Linked DNA regions of Mus musculus: region 1 is linked to region 2. The links are chromatin loops, found by intact Hi-C in ENCODE. Cell type or tissue: heart. All regions are shown on one strand. Each heading gives the region's core, and the rest is flanking DNA. Links, peaks and the distances in the headings are about the cores only. Region 1 overlaps Clhc1 (clathrin heavy chain linker domain containing 1). Region 2 overlaps Rtn4 (reticulon 4).

What was found. Hi-C counts contacts between places; a loop is a spot of excess contacts. Peaks named below come from ENCODE experiments on the same cell type or tissue, not always from the same donor. Only the 100,000 strongest peaks of a DNase experiment are listed, where the experiment ranks them.
Region 1: a loop joins it to region 2, with 2.9 times the contacts of the local background. A loop is called at or near these places in 2 of 42 quality-filtered maps.

What each region holds. Positions count from the first base shown.
Region 1 is chr11:29,574,542-29,582,884 of GRCm38, reverse strand. Clhc1 (clathrin heavy chain linker domain containing 1) reads right to left here. Exons shown (of 12, transcript NM_028504.1): 11 at 7,361-7,540; 12 at 4,533-4,847. The coding sequence ends at 4,654. Among named protein-coding and RNA genes, the nearest start is that of Rps27a, 31 kb to the right of the region's middle. In heart, for the core only: a CTCF peak has its summit at 3,081 (motif pointing left); no DNase peak of the experiment used is centred there.
Region 2 is chr11:29,711,608-29,719,950 of GRCm38, reverse strand. All of the region lies in intron 3 of Rtn4 (reticulon 4), which reads right to left. Among named protein-coding and RNA genes, the nearest start is that of Rtn4, 23 kb to the right of the region's middle. In heart, for the core only: CTCF peaks have their summits at 4,260 and 4,944 (motif pointing right); no DNase peak of the experiment used is centred there.

The DNA.
Region 1 (8,343 bases), core at 52-8,051, 140 kb after region 2:
TTTTTTTCTAGAGCTTTTAGGTGTGTTGTCAAGCTGCTAGTGTGTGCTCTCTCTAGTTTCTTTTTGGAGGCACTCAGAGCTATGAGTTTCCCTCTTAGAAATGCTTTCATTGGGTCCCATAAGTTTGGGTATGTTGTGGCTTCATTTTCATTAAACTCTAAAAAGTCTTTAATTTCTTTCCTTATTCCTTCCTTGACCAAGGTATCATTGAGAAGAGTGTTGTTCATTTTCCACGTGAACTTTGGCTTTCCATTATTTATGTTGAAGATCAGCCTTAGTCCATAGTGGTCTGATAGGATGCATGGGACAATTTCAATATTTTTGTATCTGTTGAGGCCTGTTTTGTGACCTAGTATATGGTCAATTTTGGAGAAGGTACCATGAGGTGCTGAGAAGAAGGTATATCCTTTTGTTTTAGGATAAAATGTTCTGTAGATATCTGTTAAGTCCATTTGTTTCATAACTTCTGTTAGTTTCACTGAGTCCCTGTTTAGTTTCTGTTTCCATGATCTGTCCATTGATGAAAGTGGTGTGTTGAAGTCTCCCACTATTATTGTGTGAGGTGCAATGTGTGGTTTGAGCTTTACTAAAGTGTCTTTAATGAATGTGGCTGCCCTTGCATTTGGAGCATAGATAATCAGAATTGAGAGTTTCTCTTGGAGTATTTTACCTTTGATGAGTATGAAGTGTCCCTCCTTGTCTTTTTTGATAACTTTGGGATGGAAGTCGATTTTATTCGATATTAGAATGGCTACTCCAGCTTGTTTCTTCAGACCTTTTGCTTTGAAAATTGTTTTCTAGCCTTTTACTCTGAGGTAGTGTCTGTCTTTTTCCCTGAGATGGGTTTCCTGTAAGCAGCAGAATGTTGGGTCCTGTTTGTATAGCCAGTCTGTTAGTCTATGTATTTTTATTGGGGATTTGAGTCCATTGATATTAAGAGATATTAAGGAAAAGTAATTGTTGCTTCCTATTATTTTTGTTGTTAAAGTTGGTATTCTGTTCCTGTGGCTGTCTTCTTTTAGGTTTGTTGAGGGATTACCTTCTTGCTCTTTCTAGGACATGGTTTCCATCCTTGTATTGTTTTTTTTTTTTGTTATTATCCTTTGAAGGGTGGGATTTGTGGCAAGATAATGTGTGAATTTGGTTCTGTCGTGGAATTCTTTTGCTTCTCCATCTAAAGTAATTGAAAGTTTGGCTGGGTATAGTAGCCTGGGTTGGCATTTGTGTTCTCTTAGTATCTGTATAACATCTGTCCAGGCTCTTCTGACTTTCATAGTCTCTGGTGAAAAATCTGGTGTAATTCTGATAGGCTTGCCTTTATATGTTACTTGACCTTTTTCCCTTACTGCTTTTAATATTCTATCTTTATTTAGTGCATTTGTTGTTCTGATCATTATGTGTCGGGAGGAATTTCTTTTCTGGTCCAGTCTATTTGGAGTTCTGTAGGCTTCTTGTATGTTCATGGGCATCTCTTTCTTTAGGTTTGGGAAGTTTTCTTCCATAATTTTGTTGAAGATATTTGCTGGCCCTTTGAGTTGAAAATCTTCATTCTCATCTATTCCCATTATCTGTAGGTTTGGTCTTCTCATTGTGTCCTGGATCTCCTGAATGTTTTGAGTTAGGATCTTTTTGCATTTTCCATTTTCTTTGATTGTTGTGCCGAGATGTTCTCTATTGAATCTTCTGCACCTGAGATTCTCTCTTCCATCTCTTGTATTCTGTTGCTGATGCTCGCATCTATGGTTCCAGATTTCTTTCCTTGGGTTTCTATCTCCAGCGTTGCCTCACTCTGGGTTTTCTTTATTGTGTCTACTTCCCTTTTTAGGTCTTGGATGGTTTTATTCATTTCCATCACCTGTTTGGCCATGTTTTCCTGCAATTCTTTAAGGGATTTTTGTGCTTCCTCTTTAATGTCTTCTTCCTGTTTAGCAGTGTTCTCCTGTATTTCTTTAAGTGAGTTATTAAAGTCCTTCTTGATGTCCTCTACCATCATTATGAGATATGCTTTTAAATCCGGGACTATCTTTTCGGGTGTGTTGGGGTGCCCAGGACTGGGTGGGGTGGGAGTGCTGCGTTCTGATAATGGTGAGTGGTCTTGGGTTCTGTTAGTAAGATTCTTACGTTTGCCTTTCGCCATCTGGTAACCTCTGGAGTTAGTTGTTATAGTTGTCTCTGGTTAGAGCTTGTTCGTTAGGTGATTATGTTAGCCTCTATCAGCAGACCTGGGAGACTAGCTCTCTCCTGAGTTTCAGTGTTCAGAGTACTCCCTGCAGGCAAGCTCTCCTCTTGCAGGGAAGGTGCCCAGATAGCTGGTGTTCGAACCTGCCTCCTGGCAGAAGTTGTGATCCACTCACCAGAGGTCCAAGATCCCAAGGAGAGTCCTGTGAGGACCTTGGGGGTGTCCGCAGACTCCGCACCCAAGGTGCCTCGTTGCTGTTACAGACCGGAAGGGACTTGTGACCCTGGTCAGGCCGGGTTTTCTGATTCCCTAATTAATGCAGTCTCAGGTCCCGTGTGATTGGATTGGAGCAGAAGTTGTATTCCACTCACCAGAGGTCTTAAGATCCCGTGGAGGGTCCTGTGGGGACCTTGGGGGTGTACACAGACTCCTCACCCAAGGTGCCCTGGTGCTGGTGCGGACTGGAAGGGACCGTAACCTTTTTCTTTAAAGGACCAACTTCCTAAGAATACCAGTCCTCAGTAATAGTCTTTACACTGTCCAAGCTCCCAGGCAGAAGCACATATTAAAAATATGACTAAGGCGGCTCAGCAGTTAGGAGCACTGCCTGCTCTTCCAGAGGACCTGGATTTGATTCCCCGCACCCACATTATGGCTCACAAACATCTGTAACTCCAGTTCCAGCAAACAGGATTTGATGCCTTCTCTGGTCTCCACAGGCACTAGGCATGCAAATGGTGCACAGACATATTTGGGTAAAACATAAAATAATTTTTTTTTTAATTACTAAGGGCTGCAGTGATGGCTCTGCAGTTAAGAGAACCTGGGTTCTTATTCTCAGCAGAAGCATGGCAGTTTACAACAACCCACAATTCCAGTTCCAGGGGATCTGGAACCCTCTTCTGGTCACTGTGAGAACTGCATCACATGGAGGCAAAATTTCACCCATACACAGAATATTAAAATAAAAAATTTAAAATGTGTGACAAGACCTCATTTCTTCCCTTATAAAAATTCAAGAAGCCAAACCATTAGCTCACAACTATAATCAATACTGTGGAGGCTAAGGCAAAAAGACTGAGTGAGCTTGAAGCCAGCCTGAGCTACACTGTAAAACTATCTTAACAAAACAAAATTTGAACTGCTGGGTTTACTGTCATTTCTGCTGCTATCTGTCAAGTCAAATCTGTAATAAATTCTAGTAAGCCCTACCCACAGAATGGTCTCCATGCTGGCTAAAATGCTTCCCCTTTCATGCTTATTATCAGGATTATAATTACTTGCAACTTTACTTCAAGATCTCAGGTACTCACAAATTATATTATCTTATCCATTTTAATAGGAAATAAGGATATCATTATTGAATTAAGCCACTATGGGTGTTAGATGATCCTTGATAAAAAAAAAAAAAAAAAAAAGCAAAAACAGTAAAGAAAAAGGATCTTTCTCGAGACCCCCTCTTTCAATATCTAGAAACCACTAGAATTATATGAAATAGAGACAAGTGGATTGAGTTTTGTTGTTCTTCTTAAAACCAGATCCAAGTGGTGGTGGCAAATGCCATTAATCCCAGCCTCTCAAGTTCCCGGACAGCCAGGGCTACGTAGAGAAAGCCTGTCTTCAAATAAACAAACAAACAAAACAAAACATGCCAAGATTCTAAACTTCAGTAGGAGTCTGACCTTCACTGTATATAAATGGCAAAGGTTATATATAAAGTGTATGTGTGTGAATGTGTGTGTGCAAGTGCATGTGTGTGAGTCCAAGCATATGGACAGATATCAAAGAATAGAGCCATGTTTGAATCAACAGAACAAAGCTAGTCTAGTTTTTTTTTTCAACATGTCCAGTCTTTAAATAATATTCTGCTTTTCTTATCGAAGCAAAGTTCCAATATTTGACATTTAGAAAGTCAGCATACTGGCAGAGCATTACCCACACCTTTTCAGTTCTAGGTATCAGATCAGATGATAACAAAGGTATCTATTTGGACATCAGCTTGTTTTAAGGTAGAAATGCTATGCTATTTTATTCAAAGTTATACTCTTGGATTTGCTCAATATTCGCTATAAGAAGTAGCCACATGGGGGCTGGAGAGATGGCTCAGCAGTTAAGAGCACTAACTGTTCTTCCAAAGGTCCTGAGTTCAAATCCCAGCAACCACATGGTGGTTCACAACCATCTGTAATGAGATCCAATGCCCTCTTCTGGTGCGTCTGAAGACAACAACAGTGTACTCACATATAATAAATAAATAAACAAACAAAAAAACAAACAAAAAGAAGTAGCCACATGATAGAGTGAAGCAATGTTTCAGTGTTTCAAGAGCAAATGTAAACATCATATTAGAAGTGTGATTTACTGCTGAGAGCTTTATACTCAACATTTATTTATATTAATTATGCTAAAACCAGCTTCCCCAGCTAATGCCTGTAAAATGTTGAACAAGCGCCCTCAGGGGTTAAAATACAGAACTACCAAAAAACATGTTCCATTATGTTGGTGGTATCATCTTCAGAAATTTCTGAAACTCCAGCCTGGGATCGAAGAATGGACATGATGTCATTAAACAAAATTTTAAAACCATTCTGCAAACAGATATTTGCTATTTCTTGCCACTTTTCTAAGGAGCAAAATAAATCACTCATCACAAGATGCTCAATCACATCTGGAAAAAAAAATACAGTATTACATTACAGAATTTCCTGTTAACTTGATAATCTTTCAAAAATAGACATCATTGCAACATAGTTACTCTCAAACCAGGCCTTGGACCAGTAAGTTTCATGTTATTATTGCTTAGCCTCAGGTCTCCTAAGTTCCTGAATGTTAATGTATCAACTCAACCCTGGAACATGATTCACCTTCCATGCTCCCAGTCATCTCCTTTGTATCAGGTAGCTTTTTTGAAGGCTGTAAGGCAGGGAGCTCAGAAAGTGAAGAGTACAGCCCCCTTCTTACAGGCACGAGGCACTGCTCGAAACCATCGAGTGCTGATAGTCTTATGCTTGAATTTTCATAATACTTTCAAACAGCTTCATAAATGCTCTAGTATGAACTTTCATAATACTTTCAAACAGCTTCATAAATGCTCTAGTAGGACTGCACAAGAGCTTAAGAAACTCCTTTGCAAACCTTAACCCTTTCCCTAAATAGAGAATGTTCTATGTAGTTAACTAATATTTTAACTAAAATTTTCCTAAAAGAAACAAAAGGGTTTGCTTTTAAAGAAATCTAGTATGATTTCCTTTTGGAAGATAATTGATAGTAAATCTCTTTGGTATTTATCAATTATTTGTTTATTTATTTGCTTTGTGTATGAGGGGACACATATGATGTTGTAGATGTATGGTGACAAAAGTATACACAAGTGAAATCCTTAAGAATGACTAATCTTCTATTGTGGAGTCAAGGTCTCTTACTAACCTGAAAGCTTGCCATGTGGGCTATAGTGGATGACCAGCAGACCTCCCAGGACCTGCCTTCTTGACTCCCCAGTACTGGAGTTACAAATGTGTGCCTCCATGCCTGACTTATTACATGTGCTCTGGGAACTGAGCATTGATGGGGCTACTTTCCAACCCAGTATCCATCAATTTATGGAACTAATGTCTTACCTACATTACTTATAAAACTTTGCTAAGACTTTTCTTTGATTAATATCTTCATTACTATTTAATTTTGAACACAATTGTTATTTTCCTATCAAGTATTTTAGTTACTACTTGTAAGATAAATTTAGAATATTAAATTATCTTCCTCAATATATTTTCAGGTAATTTAATATTCTTTCTTTGACTTCAAACAACAATTTAAAAATTTATCTGCTTAGGCTTCTATATTAAATTAATGTAAGGGGAAATGTAAAATTTAATTAGTTCCTCAATGTCACTGCAAAGTTACATTAAGAGAAACTATCATATGAAAATATGCATATAATGGATTTGGAAATTAAATTATATAAGGCTTATATAATATTTAAATATTAATTAGCAATTAATATTTAAAATACATGTAAAATGATTTCTAACCTATATGGTCACTTACATTAACCTTTTATAAGAGTGCTGCCTCTTAAAATTCTCATTGAGCTTAGTAAAGATTTGTCATTCTAATTCCTTCAACAAATATATCCCATTGTCAACAGACTTACTAACATGGTAATTTTCACATTTACAAACTTCTAATGTTAACTCTGGAAAATTTGAGCTAAGTTTAATTATCCTGAACCCATAAATAGCTCGTTACTATCTCTTTTACTGTAGTACTTTTGGTTACTTATTTATGGTAATTTTTTTTTTTTCTGAAAATACCTCTTGCCTTCAAGGAGAATGAACTTTTGTCAGAACTCAAAATCAAGTTAATAATATGCTTTAAGAACATTTAAAACTCGGGGCTGGTGAGATGGCTCAGCAGGTAAGAGCACTGACTGCTCTCCCGAAGGTCCTGAGTTCAAATCCCAGCAACCACATGGTGGCTCACAACCATTGGTAACAAGATCTGACTCCTCTTCTGGAGTGTCTGAAGACAGCTACAGTGTACTTACATATAATCAATCAATCAATCAATCAATCAATCTTTAAAGAACATTTAAAACTCAATCTGCTGTCCTAATGTGTACTTTAAGAAAAGAATGTAACCGATTTACTGTGCCTGGGCTACCTACTGAATTACCTTTTACAACTGAAGCTAAATACATAGCTTTAATCTTAAACTATGTCCTCTTCTATAAGAGTGTGTGTGTGTGTGTGTGTGTGTGTGTGTGTGTGTGTGTGTGTGTGTGAGAGAGAGAGAGAGAGAGAGAGAGAGAGAGAGAGAGAGAGAGAGAATTACTTGAAGCAATGTTTGGCTGTAGGTTGATAGCTCCTGACTGTAGTCTGAGTGCTGTGGTGTTCTGGGTCAGTAGCATAACTTATTCCCTTGTGAACTGTAAAAGGTTTCTGTAGGAAAGTGTTTTCATCCCTCTCCCATACCATGCTCTCTGTGTTGTTCAACAAATACAGAGCAAAGCCCTTTGTCAGAGACAGGCAGGCAACAAGGGCACAACGGGTGATAGTCACAGACCAAACTACAGACAGACAGAGCTTAGGGAGAGTAGTGGGCAATTGAAAGCTGGGCCTGCTCTTGATCTAACTCCCAGCAGAAGTCTCTTTTGCTCCTGAATGTTGTGTGCACACTTACCTTTCTCGCCTTTACTGACTTCTTGAAGTAGCCTCATGCCAACTTTTTTCATATCCACAGAAAACATATGGAGTACAGCAAGCCCAAAAGATAAAAATGGTGGTTTCTCATTCCTTTCTTGAGTAAGACATCTAATTAAGTCAATCTGGGGACATGCTGTTATTAGTTGTATCAGGTCATCTGTGAGTGAAACAGAACAAATCTCACTCTCCTGATGTGTAACTACCTATATCTACTGCCAGCCTGCATTCTTTCCCATACCTCTAAGTCTCACTTTGACTCTAATATAAACTAAACAGTATTCTCTTCAACTTTAGCCAAAATAAGAAGCAAAAAAGGACAACTCAGAACAAGGAATATCAGGGAATATATGTTAAATACTATTCAGGAACAGAGATGTGTTGTGTTGAACAGGGGTTGGCAGTCAGGAACTTGTCACTTCATCTTTGTAACTGTTTTCACATCTGAAAATCACTACACTTGGAGAGAATTCGTAAGATTTTATCTAATATTAGGTTGAGTTTTTCTTGTCTGTTTTAAAGTAATAAACCAATGTGGTTGGTTTTTTAAAAATTATGTATTTGTGTGGATGCCTGCATGCCTTGTTGCACAGATACAGACCAATTTCTAGAGAGTATAATTTCATCTTTTTGTGTGTTGTACAGAAAATAGAATTTAGTCATGAGTTCCCTAAAAGTATCAAGTACTTGAAAATTCAAAACTGAAGATTTTGAGAAGCAGTCAATAAAGTTGCCCATGATAACACATTTCTGCAGTCCTAGCACTTGACAAGTTGGAGGAAAGAAAATTGTGAGTTTGAGGCCCTGGGCTACATAGTAAGAGCCTATTTTTAAGTAATGAATCAATGTACTTGGGTTTTTAAAATTGTTTATTTATGTTTTTGCATGTATGTGGATGTGTGCACAGTTGAGTCCAGTTGCATATATGTGTGTACATGTATGTGTGTTCACATATGTGTGAAA
Region 2 (8,343 bases), core at 252-8,251:
ATTTTTAATATTTATGGATAAGCTAAAGAAAAGTCCTTTTTTATTAAGCTTTTTAATGAAATCCTTTCTTAAAGCTCACAGCTGTTTTCCCCTTTATATTGAATACATATGAATTCAATGTTAAAATCACCTTTCCCCCACATTTTTTTTTTACTGATTGGTTTTGGTTTTGGTTTTAAAGCAGGTCACTGCAGCTAGTCAGCTACAGAAATGTTTATCTCAGCCACTTAAAAACAGTTCTAACAATTTTTAAGACAACTTATTCTAGACAGTCAGATAAACAACTCACTCTTGCTTACTCGGTCTCTCTCTCTCTCTCTCTCTCTCTCTCTCTCTCTCTCTCATTACATAGCAGTTGTCAAGCTACATAATAAAGTGCTATTGAAATATTCAATAGTCGATATTTTACTACTACTTTGCAGGCTTAAATTCTTCACAATGAATCACTGAGATTTTTAAAAATCTGAGTTTTCAAGGGGGAGGACGGGGATCAAGATCATTAATTGGTTATTACAAGGACAAAGGTTAGTAAATTTGGGGATACATTTAAAACTCTGTATACATCTGAATAGTTTCAAGTTACATAAAAATTAAAATGCATTCAAGTAAGAACTTCAAATGTTCACTTTAGATTTTCAAAGATACAATGCAATTCTGCTACCTACAAACCTAGGGATAGATCTCAGGCACACCAGCTGAGCTTTATTTAAAGTCATCATGAAATGTCATCACAGACTACAGAAGAATGTAATGTTTATTATACATTCCTCACACCAAAGTGACCAACAAATGAGATGTTAATCCCATACCAATTTCAACGCGCAAGATTAGAAAAGAAACAACAGACACGTCTAAAATTACTAAACCAAACACCAGTGAAAAAGAATATGATATCTTTCCTGCACACAATCAACTGTAAAAAACACCAGAAGCAGCTGTTTTATGTTAATCTTAAGCATTACATGATCACAGGCTCCGCTTTCAATCCCGAGTATATCTAAACTACAAAGCTTACCCACAGAAATCTTACTGGTTACATAAAAAGGAGTAAAAGATTAAAAGACATACCCTTGTCCTTCCAACGTTTCTTCTGATCGTCCATTTCTTGCCACGATCTGCCCTCCAGCAGCAATTACAAATTATGCATACTAACAGAAAAGCTGTAAATTGCAAAATTCTCCCTGAGACATGAGATACCCGTTTGCTCAACCTAAGCCTGCAGTCCCGGCTGAACAACTGGAGTCACCTGATGTCTTTGGGGTGTGGAGCAAGCTGACGCAGTACAATCTGTAACTAGGCTGCTAATACCCAGACATTAATGCTTTCCCTTCTATCTGCTCATTGTCTTAGCCATTTGCTTGCTGATCATGCCAAATGGAGCTACCTTTGCAGGGAAGGAGGCAGCTACCAAAAGAAAAGACTCTCTAACAGAGCCAACCGCTAAATATACCTGAAACACACAGAACTAAGTCTGCACCCACAGACTTGACTTTTCTTTATTAGGGACAGTTCAATTGTGCTGCTGTTTCAGTTTTACTTGAAACTCTAAAATCAACAGTTAACCCACAAGACAGAAATGGACTAATCCAAATGGGTTAATAACTTCAATTTCAAGGTTGTGAACTGCCTTTTTTTCTGGGTTTACTGAGGCTTAGAGAACTCATATTTTGCATCCTGGAAGGTATGATCAGGTTTTTTTTTCCTTTACATTTCTAAAAATCTAGATTCCTCCAAATCTAGATTAATTGTTACCTGTTCCAATTCAATCTTTTAATAAATACTCAACTACCTACCATTGCAATAAATCTTTGGCTGGGAGAGAAACGGTCATGTACTAATAACTATATCATTTACCCCATGAAAATGGCACAATTTAATAGCCATAAAAATAAATGGTTCCAGAATTTCCCATTTTTTCAGAATTTATTAAACTTTCAGTCATTCCAGTGTGTCTTTCTAATGTTCTACAACTGATTTTTACCTGATGCTAAATTTGCCTAAGCAGAAAAGGAAATGAACAGTGCCAATTTAATCAGCTAAAATATATTTAAATACGTATGGCATTTGAAGATGTAATATATATAAAATCAATGCATAAAAGTACATGCATCTCATGGCTGTAACCACACTGAAATGGGGATATCTTCCTGAAATATGCTCACTTATGTGGGCCTGCAAAACCTTGCAAAATCCTTAAGTGTTCAGAATGCCAATTACTCATTTTTAAGTCCCTCTTGCACAATTATAAATAAAAGCAATTTTAAAAGAATTCTGAAGTATTTCTAACTTTACTTGCTGAGACCTTATATGATATAATTATTCTGAGAACACTGTCACCACCATATTACATCAAAGATGAAATTGTGTGACCTCTTCACATAACGGTTTAGCATCCAAAACTGTTCAAAGAATACAGAATACTTCCAGGACAGTATTTTTTAAATGAACTCTTTCAAACTGACAGACAAGGACGGGGAGTATAGTTAACTCGTAAAGTGTATACCTAACAGGCTCAAGGCATGGGTTCTAATCTGAGCTCCACTAGAACAAAAACACCAGAAGACAGTAAATAGTACCTTCAAGTTACATATTCTCTAAGGTAAACATATTCAGCATATATGTAACTCACATATTTATAATACTTCACTTGTCTGCTAATTTTAAGGTGCCAAGAATGTGTGTGTAATAATCCACTCATATGAATATTAAATGTACTTTTCATACTGTAAGCTTTTATTTAAGAAAGCAAATTAAAAGCCTTAAGTTAAGTTTTTGCAGAATGATAATCAATTCTTTAGTTTTAGTTATTACAATTTATGGTAAGTATAGAGAAAACTAGCTAACTCATAGGTACCAGCTGACATTTTTACCCACTTCTTTCTCAGTGTTTTAAAACTGCAGTTTTTAAGTTAGCCAAGCAAAAATATTTTACTCTGAAAAATCAACGAGCAAAATTTATGAGTACACAATTTATGGGTCATACTTTCTCATTAAACTTCATCTAAATGAATTTAAATACCAACCTTTAAAGAATAAAATTCTCTCAAGAATAGTCCTCAAATAATACACATGCAAACCAACTGGCAACGTGATGCTTTGAATATCTGGTGTAGTATTCTATTTTCTCCTTACAGAATGCCAAAGGAAGAGTCACAGATCAAACTTGTAAATATAATGCTAAAAAAATAAAACCAAAGACCTGCAAGGTCTCCAACTCACTTCTAAAGAGTACGATGATCTAAAATTACCTACTTTCAATGTCTCTCTTACCTTAGTCAAAACACTTTTTTTTTTTTACAATGCATGGTTAACTAAGAAAAAATATAATTAAATAAGTTGCTAATAAAAAAAATCTCTGATAAAGTAGCATGTGTGAGTTTTGGGGTTGTTTTGTTTTGTTTTTTCAAGACAGGGTTTCTGTGTAGCCCTGGTTGTCCTGGAACTCAACTCTGTAAACCAGGCTGACCTCGAATTCAGAAATCCACCTACCTCTGCCTCCCAAGTGCTGGAATCAGGCATGCGCCACCACTGCCTGGGGAGCATTTTTTTTTTTTTTAAAGTTTGTATCTATTTGGAAGGATTTTAAGCACAAGAGAACTGTCTCAAAGCAGATGTGAAAGCCCAGAATGGTACAGACCTTTAAACCAGCATTGGGAAAGCAGTCAGGTAGCATTCTCTGAGTTCAAGGCCAGCTAACATTATATAGTTATGTTTGTTTCAAAAAAGAAACAAAACAACCTAGTTAGTAAGCCCACCTGGTGTTCACCTCATCCTGCTCTCTCAAACTCCTTCCACTTCTTTTACTTTTAATGCCAGCAAAATTTTTGGTTTGTTTTGCTTTTCCCTTCCCCTTCTTCCCCTTCCTCTCCTTCTTCCCCTTTCTCTTCTTCCCCTTCTTCCCCTTTCCTTTTCCTTCCTTCCTTCCTTCCTTCCTTCCTTCCTTCCTTCCTTCCTTTTAAATTTCCCTGTGCCTTTAAAGATTGAAAAGAAAAAAAGGAAAAGGAAAAGGAAGGAAAAGAGAAAAGAGAAGAGAGCAGCCATTTACTTTGCTTGTATATTGTTTTGGGAAGCTACGATTTAGACGTCTATTAATAATGGAGAGCCCGAATCTTTTATTAATATGAAACAGTGACAGTTACACAGCAGTCTTGAAACTAATTTTAGAATTCTAAGCACACAGAGGTACAAAACTAGATGTTTTACTGCTGAGAGACATTAACAACCATAAACCCTACCATATGCTGTAATCTAATGCCCTCTATGGACTAAAAGTCAGTACTTCAACAATGGTGAACTCAATATTCAAAAATGGAATAGGATTTGAAATCTAAAAAATAACATTCAAAATGACAAAAAATTGAGCATTTTCAAACTCTTTTAACAACATCACATAGCAATTTCAATATATGAATATTAAAATCCAGAGAAACTGAAAATGTTTCTCTTGCACCAGGAGGTTAAATCAGAATATGATGGGAATAAAAATAACTCTGCAAGAATCCAGACAATTATAAATAAATCAGAACTAAAAGTAAAAATAAAAGAGTACTAAAAAATGAAACAGGCTTTCCTTTGTGAAGTCAAACTGACATGCCTCATCAAATATGAGACCTTGAATGCAATGACCTCGAATGCACAAGCATGTGAGAGAGAGAGAGAGAGAGAGAGAGAGTGAGTGAGTTAAAGACCCAAAGTATTTCTAAACTTACAATTTAAAAATTAAGTCATTAGGCCTTTTACCTTAACAGAAACACATCTTCAGGGTCATTTCAGAATGCTTATAGCATAGCTCAAGTATTTAATTCTGTACAAAATGTCAAAATTCAAAATAGTTTATAAATTTGTTTTATAACAAGTGTGAAATTTTGTGACCAGCCACATTTATTCAGTATGGTTACTTATCAAATATTCCATAGAAATGGTTTTACCATTACCCACACTAGATGGCACCAACACCCAAATCTGCATTTGATTGCCTAACCAACCACTGGGAAACTAGCAAAAGCTATTCTCAATCATCCAACAGTTGAATGGTTGCCTGGCACCAGGAGGCTAGATCAGAATATGATGGGAATAAAAATAACTGCGACAATTATAAATAAATTGGAACTAAGTAAGAATAAAATTAAGAGTAGTAAAAAGAAAGCGGCTTCCTTTGTAAAAGTCAAACTGTCCACTGATGTGTGCATAAAAATCTTAGAGAGAGAAGACTTTGCACCCTGCACATAAAAACAAGATCATAGAGCATCAAAATCGAAAAATGAACAAAGGTTAAACAAGCAATTCATAAAAACTAAAGCACAAATGACCAATAAATGCTTGAAATCCTGGCTTTGGTAGTAACACACAGGAAGGTAATAAAAGGCATTTAAATAAGAAAGGAAGTAGTTAAGAAAAAAAATCCTATTTTCAAGTGTTACAATTCTATACATCAGAGACCCTCGAGACTCCACAAGAAGGCTGATAATCTGATAAACACCTTCTACAAAATGGTTAGGATTCAAAGTTAGCATTAAAGATACAGTAGACTGTCTACATACCATCAAAGGGCACACTGAACAAGAAACAATGTGGTGAAGAGCATTTAATCTTGCACTCAGGGTATAGAGGCGGGAAGAATTAAACTCATGGCCAATCTGATTTACATAGGGAGGGTTCCAGGTTCCCCACCCCGCTGCACAGAGAGAACCTGTTTCAAATTCTAAAACCCTTAGAATAAACCTAACAAAGAAAGTTAAAAACCGCTGGGCGTGGTGGCGCTCTCCTATAATCCCAGCAATTGGGAGGCAGAGGCAGGCGGATCTCTGAGTTCCAGGCCAGCCTGGTCTACAAAGTGAGTTCCAGGACAGCCAGGGCTATACAGGCTATACAGCCCTGTCTCGAAAAACCAAAAAGAAAGTTAAAAACCTCTACCAACTTGATAGCTCACAACCATCTTTAACTCCAGCTCCAGGAGAGTCAATACACCCTGACCTCCCTGGCACCAGGAACTCATGTGATGCATATATAGAAGCAATACAAGCAAACACTCATACACATAAAATAAATCTGAAGAAACCCAAGTAGTTGGGCACACCTGTGGAGGATTTTCTTGATTTGATCATTTGAGATGGGAAGACCCACCTTAAACCTGGATTATCTGAAGGTGGAAAAAGATTCACCCTAAATCTGGGCCAGCCTGCATAAAAAGCTTTTGCTTTTTGCTTCCTTAACCTCAGTCTCTCTGGCAAGTTCATCTATCCCGTTACTAAGGCACTAATACCCCTGGTGGTATTAGAATGTACTTCTGTGAGGTTCCAACATAGACTCAAGACCTCTGAAGGAATTACCTGAACGCTGCAAAAGATTGAGATGGCTAAGACTTTCAGTTTTATAACCAGATCCTTGGCCTTTCTTTCAAGAGATAACCATTGTTGGACTACCTGGACCACAGCCTGTAAGCTACTTGAACAAAACCATGTGTTGTGTGTGTGTGTGCATGCCAAAGTTACATGAGAACAAAGATTTTTGTCTCCCCCACTCTCAAAGAAAAGAAATACAGGATAGTACTTCAAACAACCAAGCCAAAGCAATTATAAGTACCTGCTTTTAATAGATGTTTATTGTAATTAAGAAAAATATCAAGCAGAAAAATCTAATCTAACTTCATTCCTTTTACAGTAAAGGAAGTCAACATCTATCTAGATGTGAGAAAGACTAGAATTCATGTCATCCAAATTATACAAACACTTCCTGTGAATTTTATGGAATATACACACTTGTTATGTTGTTTTGTTGTTGTTTTTTTTTTTTTTTTTTTTTCTCCAAGACAGGGTTTCTCTGTGTAGCCTTGGCTGTCCTGGAACTTACAATAGCCCAGTCTAGCCTCAAACTCAGAGAATCTGCCTGCCTCTGACTTCCAAGTGCTAGGATTAAAGGCTTACACACATTTGTTAAATGCAAATTATGTTCTATTCCTCTAGTGAGAATGGACATAGCAGCTAATGCTAAGTTTAAAAATTACTGACAAGCTGGGCAGTGGTGGTGCAACCCAGCACTCATGAGTCTGAGGAAGGTGGATTTCTGAAAATTTGAGGATAGCTTGATCTACAGAGCAAGTTCCAGGACAGCCAGAGCTACACAGAGAAACTGTCTTAAAAAAAACAAAAAACAAAAACAAACAAAAAAAAAAAACGACATGGGAATGCTAACTTGATCACTGGAAAGTTATCAAATTATCACACAGTACCCTAAATATATAAATATGGCTCAGAAGTTAAACACCTTCCACACAAACAAGCATCAGTCTGCCATCTTAGAACCACAAAAAGCCAGATGGGCACAGTGACCCACCTGTAATCCCAGCATATGGGAAGCAGAGATAGGGTCCCTAGAACAGACTGGCTAGCCATATGTGAGACCTGCTTCAATGTAAGGTAGAAAGTGGTTGCAGATGATTCCCAACATCAACCTCAGGGGCACACACATATGCTGTCTCTATCTCTACATACATACAAGGGAGGAAAAGGTTGAGCTAAATGATTTTCTTGAAGATATTGTTTCCTTAAAAATCAGCACCAACCCATTCCTCAGCATTTTTATTTAGCCTTCTAAGGCACTGCTGCTCTTTAATCCTTTTCATTCCAAACTAGGGGCTATAGATCCTAGGTTTACCAAAATCAAACTAAGAACATATGACTAGAGTTGAGTTTTGGGAGGTAGCATGAAGTTAGAAGGCGATTTCACAGGTATTTCAATACTGCCCATATGCCTGCTTCTCCCTAGCCTTACCGCACCGTGTTATCATGCATGTTTACAGTTTCCCCTAGGGCACGTTAACATGCTGCTTGAAACCTATTGATCCTGAGCCATCTCTTCTAATCCTTCATTTTTTATAAAGCATTCCTTCTTTCACTTCCCATTCATTAAAACCTCACTCTCGCCGGGCGTGGTGGCGCACGCCTTTAATCCCAGCACTCGGGAGGCAGAGGCAGGTGGATTTCTGGTGGATTTCTGAGTTCGAGGCCAGCCTGGTCTACAAAGTGAGTTCCAGGACAGCCAGAGCTATAAAGAGAAACCCTGTCTCGAAAAACCAAAAAAAAAAAAAAAAAAAAAAACAAACAAACAACTCTTCTTTGACACTGCTTTCCCTGTGGTGCTTCTAAAATCAAGGCTGCTTACTTTCCCATACTTTGCACAACTGGAGACAAGGCAAGTCAAGTACTCTGCTGCTATCTAATGCTGCTTCCCGATCTAGACCATCATTCTAGAAGCCTGGCTAGGTCACACTCTATCTTTTCTTACTGCTTTTGTCTATTCTCCCCATCAGTTACCCAAAAGCCTTTTACCAAAGACTCTTGTCCT